Linked DNA regions of Homo sapiens: region 2 is linked to region 1. Evidence: chromatin contacts called from ENCODE Hi-C or POLR2A ChIA-PET data. All regions are on one chromosome and are shown on one strand. The core of a region is the stretch at or near the end of the contact, and the rest is flanking DNA. Distances in the headings are between cores, read along the strand shown.

Evidence for each region. A loop is a pair of places that touch in the nucleus more often than their neighbours do. ChIA-PET counts read pairs that join two places held with the same protein, here RNA polymerase II (POLR2A). Pooled maps may share reads with other maps.
Region 2: a map of endothelial cell of hepatic sinusoid shows a loop between it and region 1 (5-fold over the local background). The contact joins two enhancer-like sites. A Hi-C loop is called at or near these places in 1 of 168 maps with a recorded cell type or tissue (endothelial cell of hepatic sinusoid) and 1 of 50 pooled maps. POLR2A ChIA-PET finds 5 or more read pairs at or near these places in 6 of 52 experiments (GM12878, MCF 10A, WTC11 and 3 more).

What each region holds. Positions count from the first base shown.
Region 1 is chr10:102,576,971-102,583,864 of GRCh38, reverse strand. All of the region lies in intron 3 of SUFU (SUFU negative regulator of hedgehog signaling), which reads right to left. Among named protein-coding and RNA genes, the nearest start is that of TRIM8-DT, 63 kb to the left of the region's middle. Within about 2 kb of position 4,443, at least 3 of the 41 ENCODE cell types and tissues checked have a DNase peak (open chromatin) inside an H3K27ac peak, as active enhancers do.
Region 2 is chr10:102,665,011-102,671,756 of GRCh38, reverse strand. No RefSeq gene overlaps it. Among named protein-coding and RNA genes, the nearest start is that of TRIM8, 24 kb to the right of the region's middle. RefSeq lists enhancers at 856-1,457, 1,458-2,059, 2,060-2,662. Within about 2 kb of position 2,041, at least 19 of the 41 ENCODE cell types and tissues checked have a DNase peak (open chromatin) inside an H3K27ac peak, as active enhancers do.

The DNA of each region.
Region 1 (6,894 bases), core at 3,194-5,693:
TGGGGAGAGGGGGGAGGGATAGCATTAGGAGATATACCTAATGTTAAATGACGAGTTAATCGGTGCAGCACACCAACATGGCACATGTATACATATGCAACAAACCTGCACGTTGTGCACATGTACCCTAAAACTTAAAGTACAATTAAAAAAAAAGAAAAAAGAAAAAGAAACATACCCCAAACCGGGTGGGGATTTATTTAGGCTGGAAACAGGGAAAAGGCTGGAAAGATTTGGAGCCATGACCTTTGACCTTTTATTAACCAGAATTAACATGATTTTAAAATACTGTGCAAACCCAAACTGTTTGAACCAGAATGACCAAAAAGCACTTTGTGCAGGCTTAATAACTTGGGAAGAGGCTTAATTTAGGCAGCTGGGAAAGGGAGACTCTAAGGCAAGAAAAGGGAGTCGGGCCCAGGTGTTGCTCTAGGATCAACACGTTCCACCCTGAGCATGTGTGATCAGGCTTTGGCCAAAGGTACTCCTGAGTTAAAGTGGGGAGCAGAAAGTGCAACTTCCATCAGAAATGCTTGGAGAGCAGGACACTAACAGAAACTTCTAGTGAGGGGCAGGGTCTTCCGCAGCTCTGCCTGATGAAGGAACTAGACTTATGAGCTCTTCTGTGGACAAGAAATGGTCTTTCTTAACAATGAAAGAGCCCTGGTCACAGTTTTCAAGCATGGGACAAAGCCACAATGAGTTCATTCTTGAGTCCGGTCTGGTCTTTATGCCCTGGATGCTCAGACCCATTCTGTTGGAGCCACTGTGGGGTCTCAGCACTCAGGCCCCTGCGCCCACCCTGGGAAGCTCTTGGCCCCTTCAGAGGGGCTTTCAAATGCTAATAATGTCTCAGTTAGAGGCCCAGCTGTTCAGTCCAGCGGTTACAGGAGCTGGCTTCCTCTCTCTTGCTCCCCAAGGTATCCTCATTGAAAAGTCAGGGTGAAAATCCCAGAGACCTCCACTTAAACCACACAGCAGAGGCTCCCCCGCACCCAGTGTCTGAAAGAACGTCGCCATTCCAGGTAAGGGCTGGGTAGACACTTTCTATTCCCTTCCCTCCTTGGAGCTTTGCCCCCAGGTACCAGGAGAAACCTCCCTCAGCTACCCGACTTTTATGTTGTTTGGCAAATTCACTGGAAGGGAAATACCACTCCAGGATAGCAAAAGGAGTCTCTCCCCTCCCCGCCAAAAATGCTAGTTACAGTTCTACACCTTGCTCACTTGGGAGAAAGATTTCATTCCTCCACGTCTCATTCCCCATTAACAAACAACTCCTGGGCAAGAACTCTGAAAACGTGGGGGGTGCTGAACAGGCGCACAGAATCCTACTGGCTCCTCCAATTGGCCATCACCCCACCCCCACCTCCCTGACATCCAGCTTCAGTTATGGTGGTTTGAAGTTGGACTGTCCCGGATATAATAAGTTAGCAAAATCTAGGGAGAGGGGTTGCAGAAGAAAACAGCTATTGTTTGTAAAATAGTGCTGCCTTTGAAACATAGAAGCAAATACATTCCTTGAGTTCTTACAAATACATTCTTCAAGAGTTCTTAATTCATCCTAACTCTAGACAGTGCCAGCCTGCCTCCCTTCTGTGCAAAAGTACAGGCCCCGTGATGTTCTACATAATAGCCTGGAAACTAACACCCCAACCCAGGGTCAGAATTAACATGCTTGGTCTGTGGAGCGGGGACTAATGTTCCCTTTGGGAGCCCAGGAGCGTGAAGCTTGGCGCTGTGAAAGCCAAATGCCCCTTTTCTCCAGGTGCTCTTCTGCGTGCTCTGAGATTATTCCGTGCTTTCCAGGGACAGAGAACAAGGGCAGGAAACGCAGCTGGACTGTGCCAGGTGTCACAGGAGTGGCTAGTCTGCAAGAGGTGTTTTTGAGAGAGCAGGAAAATGGGAGGTGACCCAAAGCAGGCTGGGAGACTCAGGTCTGTCAACTTGGAGGTCAAATATTTGACAATGGCACAGCCATCATAATCTCTCAAGAAAAAATCTCCACTCCTCTTGCATTTCTGGTGTTCACAAATCATTCTGATAACCAGGGCTTAAGTGTCTTCTGTGAACACCCGGAGCTGGTCCTAGGGGGGCTTAGCAGTTCTTTCCCAAAATGTCAGATGTGCCAGACATGTCCCCAGTAACACAGACTGCTGAGGAGGAAAGGTTCAGTTAGCCTATGCCCCATATCTGGAAGTCCCAGGATGAAGCCGACACCTGTGGGGAGACTGGCAACTGCCTAACCCGCCCTCCTTCCTGAGAAGGCTCAAGCTGCTACTGCTGCGGCCATGGTGGACTGCGCAGCGGAGCTGGGCCCAGAGGAGGCTTCCTCTGAGATTGGAAGACAGCTCCTTCTCAAGTCAACAGAAGGCCCACGAGCAGAAATATATTTACGGGGGCAGAACTACAGGTCCACACAGGCCTGGGAGCTTCATGACTCCCCAGTGAGAGGAGGAGAAAATCTGGAGTTTTTGTTGAACAAAACATCTCTGGCTGAGGCAGTGAAGGAAATAAAGTTCAAAGTTAGTCCTGTTGGCTTCTGCCCAGCCCAGATGCTCCTAATGGGGGCCACTCAGTCTGCCTACTGCCCCCACTGGATCTCTCTGTAAGCCCATACTAATTTCTAAAACCCATGCCTAATTTCTTCTTCTTCTTTTTTTTTTTTTTTTTTTTTTTTTTTTTTTGGAGACAGAGTCTCTCTCTGTCGCCCAGGCTGGAGTGCAATGACACAATCTCGGCTCACTGCAACCTCCACTTCCTGGGTTCAAGTGATTCTCGTGCCTCAGCCTCTCAAGTAGCTGGGACCACAGGTACACACCACCATGCCCAGCTAATTTTTGTATTTAGTAGAGATGGAGTTTTGCCATGTTGGCCAGGCTAGTCTTGAACTCCTGACCTCAAGTGATCCACCTGTCTCGGCCTCCCAGAGTGCTGGGATTACAGGTGTGAGCCACCACGCCCAGCCCAAGCCTAATTTCTAGACCAGAGAGGAGAATAGGGATGTGTGTGCCTAGTCTATTGCCAGAAATGAAAAGCCTACAAAGTTTTAGGCCACAGGGTGTAGCACAGCCACAAATGACATTTCTGGAGCCCTTAGCACACCCGCACAATGCTACCCTCATTTTAGGGAGGAGTAACCCCAGGCACTGTACAGAGGGCACTGCCCTCAGGAAGACACAGAGCCTCCTCCAGGCAAATTCTCCCTCAACCTAACAGTACCCACCCACCAAAGGAAGGCAGCAGATCCTCTTCTTGTCTGATCAACACTGACTTTTCCTGGTAACAGCAACTCTCCTTCCTCCAGGAATCCAAATAAAGCTGAGAGTGAGCACCTCCCTCCACTTCCCTGCCTACCCGGCTCCATACCCCCTCCCCAAGCCAAAGAACCTTACAGCAGAGTAATGACGCAAGACCCACACTAAGAACTAGGACAGAAACCTTGCAGCAGAGTCTTGAGACAAGGCCCACACTAGGAACTGGGACAGAAATTGAATACAATGATGTATAAACAGCGTAGGAGCAAAAAAAATAAACACATCCTGCGTAATTCCCCTTTAACAGTGGACCTCCTGCAAGGAGAGGAAAAGATGGGATACTCCCCAGCTCAGAAGCTACAATTTGTTACAAACCAACAGAATTTCGCACCCCTGCCTTTCTCCCAACACAGTGCACAGCAGACAGATGCTCCAAAGGAAGGATAATCCCAGGAACATGGCTGACTGCTCAACAGCCCCTCTGCAGGGCTTCCAATCAAACTCCAAAGAAGGGGAAAGACAGAAACTCTCTTTAAGAAAGAAAAAACAACAAAGCAAACAAACTGGGGGCGGGGGGGGGGTGCGGGGGAGGAGACCCAAAACAGATTCTCTGTACATGTGGCTGAGGAGCTCTTGGGGCTAGAAGGTAAAGTTCTTCATAGCTGGTCAAATGGCGCAGATGGTGACCAGTTGTAGAGTTTCCCAACTTGGTCATGTGGTAGAAGCAAGAATTAACCCCTACCCTCACCCACCTACCTTTTCAAAGTTCTGGATGCAGTTTTATCACTTGAAAAGTTCATTTGAGTGTTTGGTTTGAGAGCTTCCCTCAGCTAGCTCTGTCTGATATTAATTTGGCTAAATGTGGTTGCAAGACATGGAGACGGGAAATGAATACGCAGTCCCACTTGATTAAAGAAGACTGAGAGAAGACATATTTGCTCTTGCAAAACTGAAAGGAAATGTAAAGGCTATTCCTTCCAGGTTTTGCCTGGAATCAAAGGAATCGCACAGCTAGCCAAAGGAGACTCAAAACTGCTTCCCTATGCATTTTCTCCAGAACCGCCCGCTCTTCAGCTTCCTTCCTGTCCCTCAAAGCCGCAATCATAAAGGCAAACAGTGAAGTGTAAGGAAAATCCCTTTATAAGCAGAGATGCTCAGTAAACTGGAATACAAGTCACAGCAGGGGAGGTGGGAGGCTGGCGGGCTGCCAGAGACCCTGCAGGTTCTCACCCCAAAGCGAGTGTAGGGGGCTGCAAACCTTTCAGAACTGGACTGATGCAGTTTCGCTAGCTAGAGATAGACTGTGGACCTGACACTCACCCTGTGCCCACATGGGCAGGGCACACAGCAGACAGCCTCATTCTCCCCCCAATGAGGGTGAGGACCCTGACTGCCCACAGAGCTCAGGAGGGTTCACCTGGCCACAGCTTGTAGCTGTCACTAGTCAAACCTCATTTACTCACCCATATATGCTATGCCCACCTGTAAAGTACACAGGTCCTTGCTTACCCCTTAGAGAGAGCCTGAAGTCCTAATCTAGCAGATGCCTTCACTTTTCTTTTTAAGCAGCTCCATCTGTTTAGACACCTGTCAGCATGAGAAGGCAGAATCTTCTGCCCACAAGCTTGTAACTGAGCAAGACCTGCCCTTGTTCCTCTCTCCTTCACCAGCACGAGGGCCTGCCACCTACACACAAGGCAGAGCCCAAGCCTCTTTGCTCTTTTTTTTTTTTCTCCCTTTGAGACAGAGTCTCACTCTGTTGCCCAAACTGGAGTGCAGTGGTGCCATCTCAGCTCACTGCAACCTCTGCCTCCCAGGTTCAGGCAAGTCTCGTGCCTCAGCCTCCCGAGCAGCTGGGATTACAGGCGCGCACCATCATGTCCATCTAATTTTTTTTTTTTTTTGAAACGGAGTCTTGCTCTGTCGCCAGGCTGGAGTGCGGTGACATGATCTCAGCTCACGGCAACCTCTGCCTCACAGGTCCAAGCAGTTCTCCTGCCTCAGCCTACCGAGTACCTGGGACTATAGGCACGCGCCACCATGACCAGCTAATGTTTGTACTTTTAGTACAGACAGGGTTTCACCATGTTGGCCAGGATGTTCTCAATCTCTTGACCTTATGATCCACCCGCCTCAGCCTCCCAAAGTGCTGGGGTTACAGGTGCCACTGCACCCAGACTAATTTTTGTATTTTTAGTAGAGATGGGGTTTCACCATGTTGGCCAGGCTGGTCTCGAACTCCTGACTTCAAGTGATCCACCCACCTCGGCCTCCCAAAGTTCTGGAATTACAGGCATGAGCCATCATGCCTGGCCCCAAGCCTCTTTGTTCTTTGTTTTTTGTTTTTGTTTTTTTTTTTGAGACGGAGTCTCGCTTTGTCGCCCAGGCTGGAGTGCAGTGGCGCGATCCCGAGTAGCTGGGATTACAAGCGCCCACCACCACGCCCAGCTAATTTTTTTGTATTTTTAGTAGAGACGGGGTTTCACCATGTTAGCCAGGATGGTCTCGATCTCCTGACCTCGTGATTCACCCGCCTCGGCCTCCCAAAGTACTGGGATTACAGGCATGAGCCACCAGCCTCTTTGTTCTTAAAGCCAAAGGGACTAAGGAGGTTTTAAACTCGTAGTCCTGGCCAGGCACGGTGGCTCACGCCTGTAATCCCAGCACTTTGGGAGGCCGAGGCGGGCAGATCACGAGGTCAGGAGATGGAGACCATCCTGGCTAACATGGTGAAACCCCATCTCTACTAAAAATACAAAAAAATTAGCCGGGCATGGTGGTGGGCACCTGTAGTCCCAGCTACTCAGGAGGCTCAAACAGGAGAATGGCGTGAATCCGGGAGGCGGAGCTTGCAGTGAGCCGGGATCGTGCCACTGCACTCCAGCCTGGGCAACAGAGCGAGACTACGTCTCAAAAAAAAAAAAAAAACAACTCGTAGTCCTATATACATTTCAACCAAAGAATGCCAGGAGGGCTGGGTGCAGTGGCTCACGCCTGTAATCCTAGCACTTTGGGAGGCTGAGGTAGGTGGATCACTTGAGCACAGGAGTTTGATACCATCCTTGGCAACATGGCAAAACCCTGCCTCTGCAAAAAATACAAAATTTAGCCAGGTGTGGTGGCACATGCCTGTGGTCCCAGAGGCTGAAGTGGGAGGATCACTTAAGCCCTGGGAGAGGGAGGCTGCAGTGACCCATGATCACACCACTGCACTCCTGGGTGACAGAGTAAGACGTGAGACTCCATTTCCAAAAAAAAAGAAACAAGAAAAAAAAATCCCAGGAAATCCTTTGAAGCTTTAAAATCCAAGACTAGCCTGGCCAACATGGTGAAACCCTGTCTCTACTAAAAATACAAAAATTAGCTTGGCGTGTTAGTGGACGCCTATAATGCCAGCTACTCAGGAGGCTGAGGCAGGAGAATCGTTTGAACCTGGGAGGCGGAGGTTGCAGTGAGCCAAGATGGTGCCACTGCACTCCAGACTGGGCAACAGGGTGAGACTCCATCTCAAAAAAAAAAAAAAAAGAAAAGAAAAAATCCAGGACATGCTTCTACTCCTCCCATCTTCTTCCTGAAGAGACCAGTTAAATCAGGAATGAAAACCCATTTAGACTGGGTACAGTGATTCACACCTGCAATC
Region 2 (6,746 bases), core at 792-3,291, 90 kb before region 1:
ACAAAGTGCCTAGATCTAGGACAATACCTAGCACATAGAAGGAACATTCCATGCCTCAGTTTCTTTTTCTTTTCTTTTTTTTTTTGGAGACGGAGTTTCGCTCTTCTGCCCAGACTGGAATTCAGTGGCACGATCTCGGCTCACTGCAACCTCCACCTTCCAGGTTCAAGCGATTCTCCTGCCTCAGCCTCCCGAATAGCTGGGATTACAGGCATGTGCCACCATCCCCAGCTAATTTTTGTATTTTTCGTAGAGATGGGGTTTCACCATATTGACTAGGCTGGTCTTGAACTCCTGACCTCAGGTGATCCACGTGCTTTGGCCTCCCAAAGTGCTGGGATTATAGGCGTGAGCCACCGTGCCTGGCCCTCAGTTTCTTATCTTCAAAATTGGGCAATAATCATGCTGCACAGTTGTCAAGAGGATGAGATGAGATGTCCGTACAGTGAGTAGTAGGTGCTAAATCAATGGTAGCAAATATAACAGCTGGCAGAAAGTCTGGAGTCCAGGCTTTCCAAGGCCCCTAAGACCTCTACCTCCCACCTTCCCTCCCATGTGGCTCTGTGACTTTCAAGGCCAGCAGCCCCCTCCCTTCGGGACTCCCAGGGCCACCCCAACCACACCTCCTGCTTAGCTTTGTAAGTGGGAAAGGCTCTTATCAGAGGCTCCTGATTGGCTCCAGGCGCAAACACAGTTTAGTGCTCAGTCAAGCTGCATCTCACGGCCTCTGTCCCTGTCTCCCCCTCATCCCCCTTAATTGCAATCTGTTCTGTAATTTCCTTTTCCAACACTGCAGAACACAGAGAAGCTGCAGCCACCAGGAGCAGGGGCAGGGAGGAGAGAAAGAGAGCCCTGGCTCCCTGCAGTCATTCTGCTGGTCCAGCACTGGTGTGTGTGTGTGTCCAGAACCAACCACACACAGGCGTGGAAGTGCAGCCAACAACCAGTCCCCCACAGTGTCAGAACCGGGGGAAAGAGTTAAGGAGGTAGCCACTTGCACCAGGTACTTCACAGTTACCTTATTTAATCCTCGCAAAGACACTGTTAACTGTAGGTATTGTCATTCACAGTATGAGGATGGGGCTCATAGAATTTGAATCACTCGCCCATGATCGCACAGGAAGAACTGGGCACAGTCAGGATTTGAACTCAGGCCTATTTCACTGCTGGGTCCCAAATTTATACCACAATACCTGTTTGCTTTTGGCTCCTAATGCTCTGCTCTCAGAAAAGGAGCTAAGGAATCCTTCTGCACGAAGGAACACGGAACAGTTTCTTCTCCAGAGCGAATAGCAGTGTCCCAGGGACAAAAAGCCTTTGCTAAAGAAATGAAATATTAATGACAGAACTGCAGAAAGCAAGCTGTGTCCAGGAGGGGGCAGGGAGAATTTGCTTGGATACCTGAAGCTGAGAGGTACAGGGTTGGGGTCAGAATCCCATTTAGCTAAGCCAACTGCTTCTCCTTTGAGTCATTAGTGGGTCTCATCCTTTGATTAGCCCTACAAGATAGCCGTTTACTGTCCCTAGTTCCCAGATGATGAAACCAAGGCTCACAAAGGTTAAGTCACTTGCCCAGAGTCACACAGCTAGGAAATGGCTTGACTGTGATTCCCGCCAGCCCACTTGCTGAAAGCCCATTTTATTCCATGATGCCACCCCAGGGAGGTAGGTGAGAGGCGGCCCTCGCTTTTTGCCACTCACCCTGTTTTCAGGATCCAGAAGACCCTGCCCTGGGGTCCCAGAGTCAGCTGCTGCTCTGGATGCCACCAGTAGAGGGGGCAGGAGGTGCCCAGCCCCACCCTTACAACCAAGGAAAGGGCCTGGGGAGGCTGTTGTAGTTGGGGCTTTGGCCTGGGATCAGCTGCCTCCACTTCCACCCAGGACTCAGAAGCCCCTGTGCCAGCCCCCTGGAGGCACAGCCCTAGGAGCCCCCCAAGACCGCTGGAGCAGGAGGAGAAAGAGCTCACCATAGGAGACACACGGGCTCCGTCCACAGGCAGGCCCTCTTGGCCACATTCCTAACACTAGAGAGGCCTGTCACCCAGGCCACCACTGACTCATGTGGGAGATTATGCCCCACACCAGAGTACAAGGCGTGGCACCAGCTGCAGGCCCCTCAGCCAGTTCCCTTGGGTAGGGCACAAGCTGTACAGCTACACTTGGCCCTGCCTGTGACACCAGCCAGACCCTTCCCTGGGCCTACATTTCAGCACTGTTCCCCAGCCCAGGCCCAGGCCCACCTAGAGCACCTGGTCCCGGGCTGGAGCCCAGCATTCTCCTTCCCTAGCCCTCCTTGCTGCCAGGACGTCAGAATCCTGCAGAATGATGCTGGTCCACCAACCTCAGCCCCCTTGGATTCCCTTTGGAGGCACAGAGCAAGCCTGGTCTAGGGTTGTCACATAGGAATGGGGCTTCCCTCGAGTCTCCAGGGGACAGTGCCAAAGCAGTTTTCCTGCTGGAATGCTACAGATGGCTTCTGGGAAGATGGGGATAAGAAGCTTTGGTTTGTAAACAACAGCCCATCCTGGACCAAGGGATCCAATCCAGCCCAACTCTTCCCTCACTCTCCCCAGCTCCTATGGGGATGCAGCCTGGATTTCATCCTTACTCATGCCCCAGGCCCCTTTCCCGCCCTGAGACCTCCAGATCTGGCATAGCAGCAGGTCGGAAGAAGAAAAAGCAGGAGGAAGGGGCATTCAGGGGCTGAGATGCTGATCCAGGCAGTGGGGGAGGCATCTGCACAGCTGCAGGCAGCCCCCCTACCCCCAGTCTGTGAATGGGTACATCACCCTCTCCCGCCCGCCTGCCACTGCTCCTGAAACAGTTGGTCCTAATGAACACTAAGCAAGCAGGGCAGCTGTGAGCATGATCCATATGCATGGGAGGTGTATATTTATCCTCACATCCCGCCCCACCCTGCAGCTGCTGCCATCCCCTATGCCAGGAGGGTGAGTGGGCACCAGGGCCCAGCCTGCTCCCGGGCTCCCAGGCCCCCACTTCTCCCAGCCCTCCCTCCCCAACCCACGCCCACAGCCTTCACTTGACCCATTTTGGAGGCAGAAGTTTGTATGTGTGTTTGAGAGAAAGAGAGTGCACACATCATTTCCCTGGTTGGTGCTTTTGATTTCCTCTGAAGCATCTTGATTGCGGATGTACAATGGCATCTTGCTGCCAGTGCTCCCTCAGCAGCTTCTGGCTCCACGCCGCCTCCTCCCTGGAGCCGGGATTTTCTGCTGACTCTGGGGCCCATGGCTAGCTGGCAGGGAAGGGGAAAGCTTGATCCAGGCTTCCATCCCTTGGCTGAGCAGCAGGACCTGGACACCCAGCCACCTGCCTTCCCACTCCTTAGACTGGGTTGAGGGTGCACCCTGAACCCCACCTGTCTCTCCCTTGGCCCTCCCACTGCCTCCCAGCTTGGGCTGGACTCCCCTGCCTGATCCTCCTTTGAGGGGTTAGCGCCATTATTAAAATGCAGTACCCTGCTAAGATGCCTTCAGAGGCCCTGCTGCTGTGGGTCCCTCCAGCCAAACCATTTATCCTGTTATTCAAGGCCCTGCTGATCTGACCCCAAACCTTTTTAATGGACTTATCAGCCATGGACTCCACACAGCCTTTGTGCCCAAGTCTCTCCTCACTACTCCCCCAAGCACAATCCCTACAATTTCATTTTCCCACCTGTGTGCACAGCGACCTCCTCCCTGGGATGTCTGCCCCCTCTTTTGAGCTTTCTGTTCCTTTAGGGCGTGCTTCAAGTCCTACCTCCCTAAGAGGACAGCCGGGTACCCTCTAACCCTCTCCCTGTGAAACCCTTCATCCAGCAAATATCTCTCGAGCAGAAGCAAAACCCCTCCCATAGCCTGTGCCCTGCCCTGTCCCCTCACTGCCTTGTCTGACCTCATCACTTGCTACTCTCTCCCACCCCCAACACTTTCCAGCTGCCCTCGCCCCCTGACTCTTCCTGAAACAACATTTTCTGCCTGAGGCCTTTGCACTGGTTCTCTCTGCCAGAAGCATTCTAGCTCCAAGTATCCCCCAGATCTTGCCCCCCCAAATTCTGAGGTTTCTGCTCAATGCCACCTCCTCAGCCAGACTGCCCAGTCCTCCCTGTAAACACTTCCACACCCCCTCCCCTTCTGGTATCCCCTGTGCCCCCACCTGCTTTGCCTTCCTGGACTGTACTTATCGCCAACTCATGGTGACTTTTTTTTTTTTTTTTTGAGATGGAGTTTCATTCTTGTTGCCCAGGCTGGAGTGCAGTGGTGCGATCTCGGCTCCCTGCAACCTCCGCCTCCCAGGTTCAAGCAATTCTCCTGCCTCAGCCTCCCAGGTAGCTGGGACTACAGGTGCCCGCCCCGCCACCACGCCCGGCTAATTTTTTTGTATTTTTATTAGAGACGGGGTTTCACCATGTTAGCCAGGATGGTCTCAATTTCCTGACCTCGTGATCCGCCTGCCTCGGCCTCCCAAAGTGCTGGGATTACAGGCATGAGCCACCGTGCCTGGCCTTTTTTTTTTTTTGAGACGGAGTCTTGCTCTGTTGCCCAGGTCAGAGTGCAGTGGCACGATCTCGGCTCACTGCAACCTTTGCCTCCTGAGTTCAAGTGATTCTCCTGCCTCAGCCTCCCAAGTAGCTGGGACTACAGGCGCATGCATCACCACGCCCGGCTAATTTTTGTGTTTTTAGTAGAGACGGAGTTTTGCCATGTTGGCCAGGCTGGTCTCGAACTCCTGACCTCGGGTGATCTGCCCACCTCGGCCTCCCAAGTGCTGGGATTACAGGTGTGAGCCACTGCGCCCAGCCTCACAGTGACTTTTTTTTTTTTTTTTGGAGACGGAGTCTCACTCTGTCGCCCAGGCTGGAGTGCAGTGGTGTGATCTCGGCTCACTGCAACCTGCGCCTCCCAGGTTCAAGCAATTCTCCTGCCTCAGCATCCCGAGTAGCTGGGATTACAGGCATGTGCCACCATGCCTAGCTAATTTTTTTGTATTTTTAGTAGAGACAGGGTTTCACCATGTTGCCCAGGCTGGTCTCGAACTCCTGAGCTCAGGCAATCTGCCTGCCTTGGCCTCTCAAAGTGCTAGGATTACAGGCATTAGCCACCAGGCCCGGCCTCTCACGGTGACTTCTTTAGGGTTGATTGTCTAGCTCTTCCCCACAGATGATCAGCTCCAAGATGGCAGAGTTTGTTTTGTTCGCTGCTATATCCCTGACATTGAAGCAATGCCTGGAACAAGAAGGAGCTCAATAATGACTTATTGGATGAATGAATGAATGAAACAAACATACAGGCATTGTGCTAGGCCCTGAAAAAAAAATCAGAGCTGACTCACATTCACGTCCTCCAGGCACTCACAGCCTAGTTGGACATTAAGCCAGGCAGCTTGCAACTTAACCTGTGAACCACAATTAGTTAAAATCCAAAGTGAGGGAGCGAAGTGCATGGGAGTATGGCTGGCCCAAAGGAACATAAACATTGTGATAGCTGCGGATGCCTGAAAGTCACCTATGCCAGCACCAGACCTGGCACTCATATGCATCGTCTCATTACCCCTTAGCCACTCTCTGCAGAGGGGGCGGGGGCCACGAGGGCTGCACAGAGGTGAGACTTTGAGGCTAGAGAGTCAGTCCAGGCAGAGGGTCAGCAAGTCCAAAGCCAGTGAGGCATGGAAGCACGCAGGTTGCAGGCAGACTGACTTCCAGCATATGGTGTGCTGGGTGGAGACTAGGGAGCTGCAGCGGGCGGGACTGGCATTTGGTGTGGCTGGTAAGTCCCTCTTAGGCCACAAGCTGCACATCTGCATCCATGCCCCCTCCCAGCTCAGTGCCCTGCAGCAGGCATGCACATGGGTAGTGTCTGATGGCAACAACCAATTCACAACCAGGCAGCCAGGACATTTATTTTTATTTATGTATTTTTTTGGGACGGAGTTTCACTCTTGTTGTGCAGGCTGGAGTGCAATGATGTGCTCTTGGCTCACTGCAACGTCCGCCTCCCGGGTTCAAGCAATTCTCCTGCCTCAGCCTCCTGAGTAACTGGGATTACAGACGCCCACCACCACGCCCGGTTAATTTTTGTGTTTTTAGTAGACATGGGATTCCACCGTGTTGGCCAGGCTGGTCTCGAACTCCCGACCTCAGGTGATCCGCCCGCCTCAGCCTCCCAAAGTGCGGGGATCACAGGTGTGAGCCACCGCGCCTGGCCCAGGACTTTTATATGTCAAATGATTCACTGCTGTTTTTTTTTCCAGGTGGACCAGAAGTTCATACCACCTTTACACCCAGTTCTTGGAACACCCCTCCCTGCATTCTACTTCTGAGATGGAATTCTGTGCCATCTCTTTTTTTTGAGACTAAAGTCTCACTCTTGTCACCCAGGCTGGAGTGCAGTAGTGAGATCTCGGCTCACTGCAACCTCCATCTCCCGGGTTCAGGCGATTCTCCTGCCTCAGCCTCCTGAGTAGCTGGGATTACAGGCGCCTGCTACCACTCCTGGCTAATTTTTGTACTTTTAGTAGAGACGGGGTTTCACCATGTTGGCCAGGCTAGTCTTGAACTCCCGACCTCAGGTGATACACCGGCCTCAGCCTCCCAAAGTGCTGGAATTACAGGCATGAGCCAGTGCACCCGGCCATTCTGTGCCTTCTCTAAGCCCCCATGCTACAAGCTGCATACCACCTCATGTATCGCCCCCTGCTTGCCTCAGTGTAAATAATAATAATAAAAAAAATCTGTATCACAGAGCAGA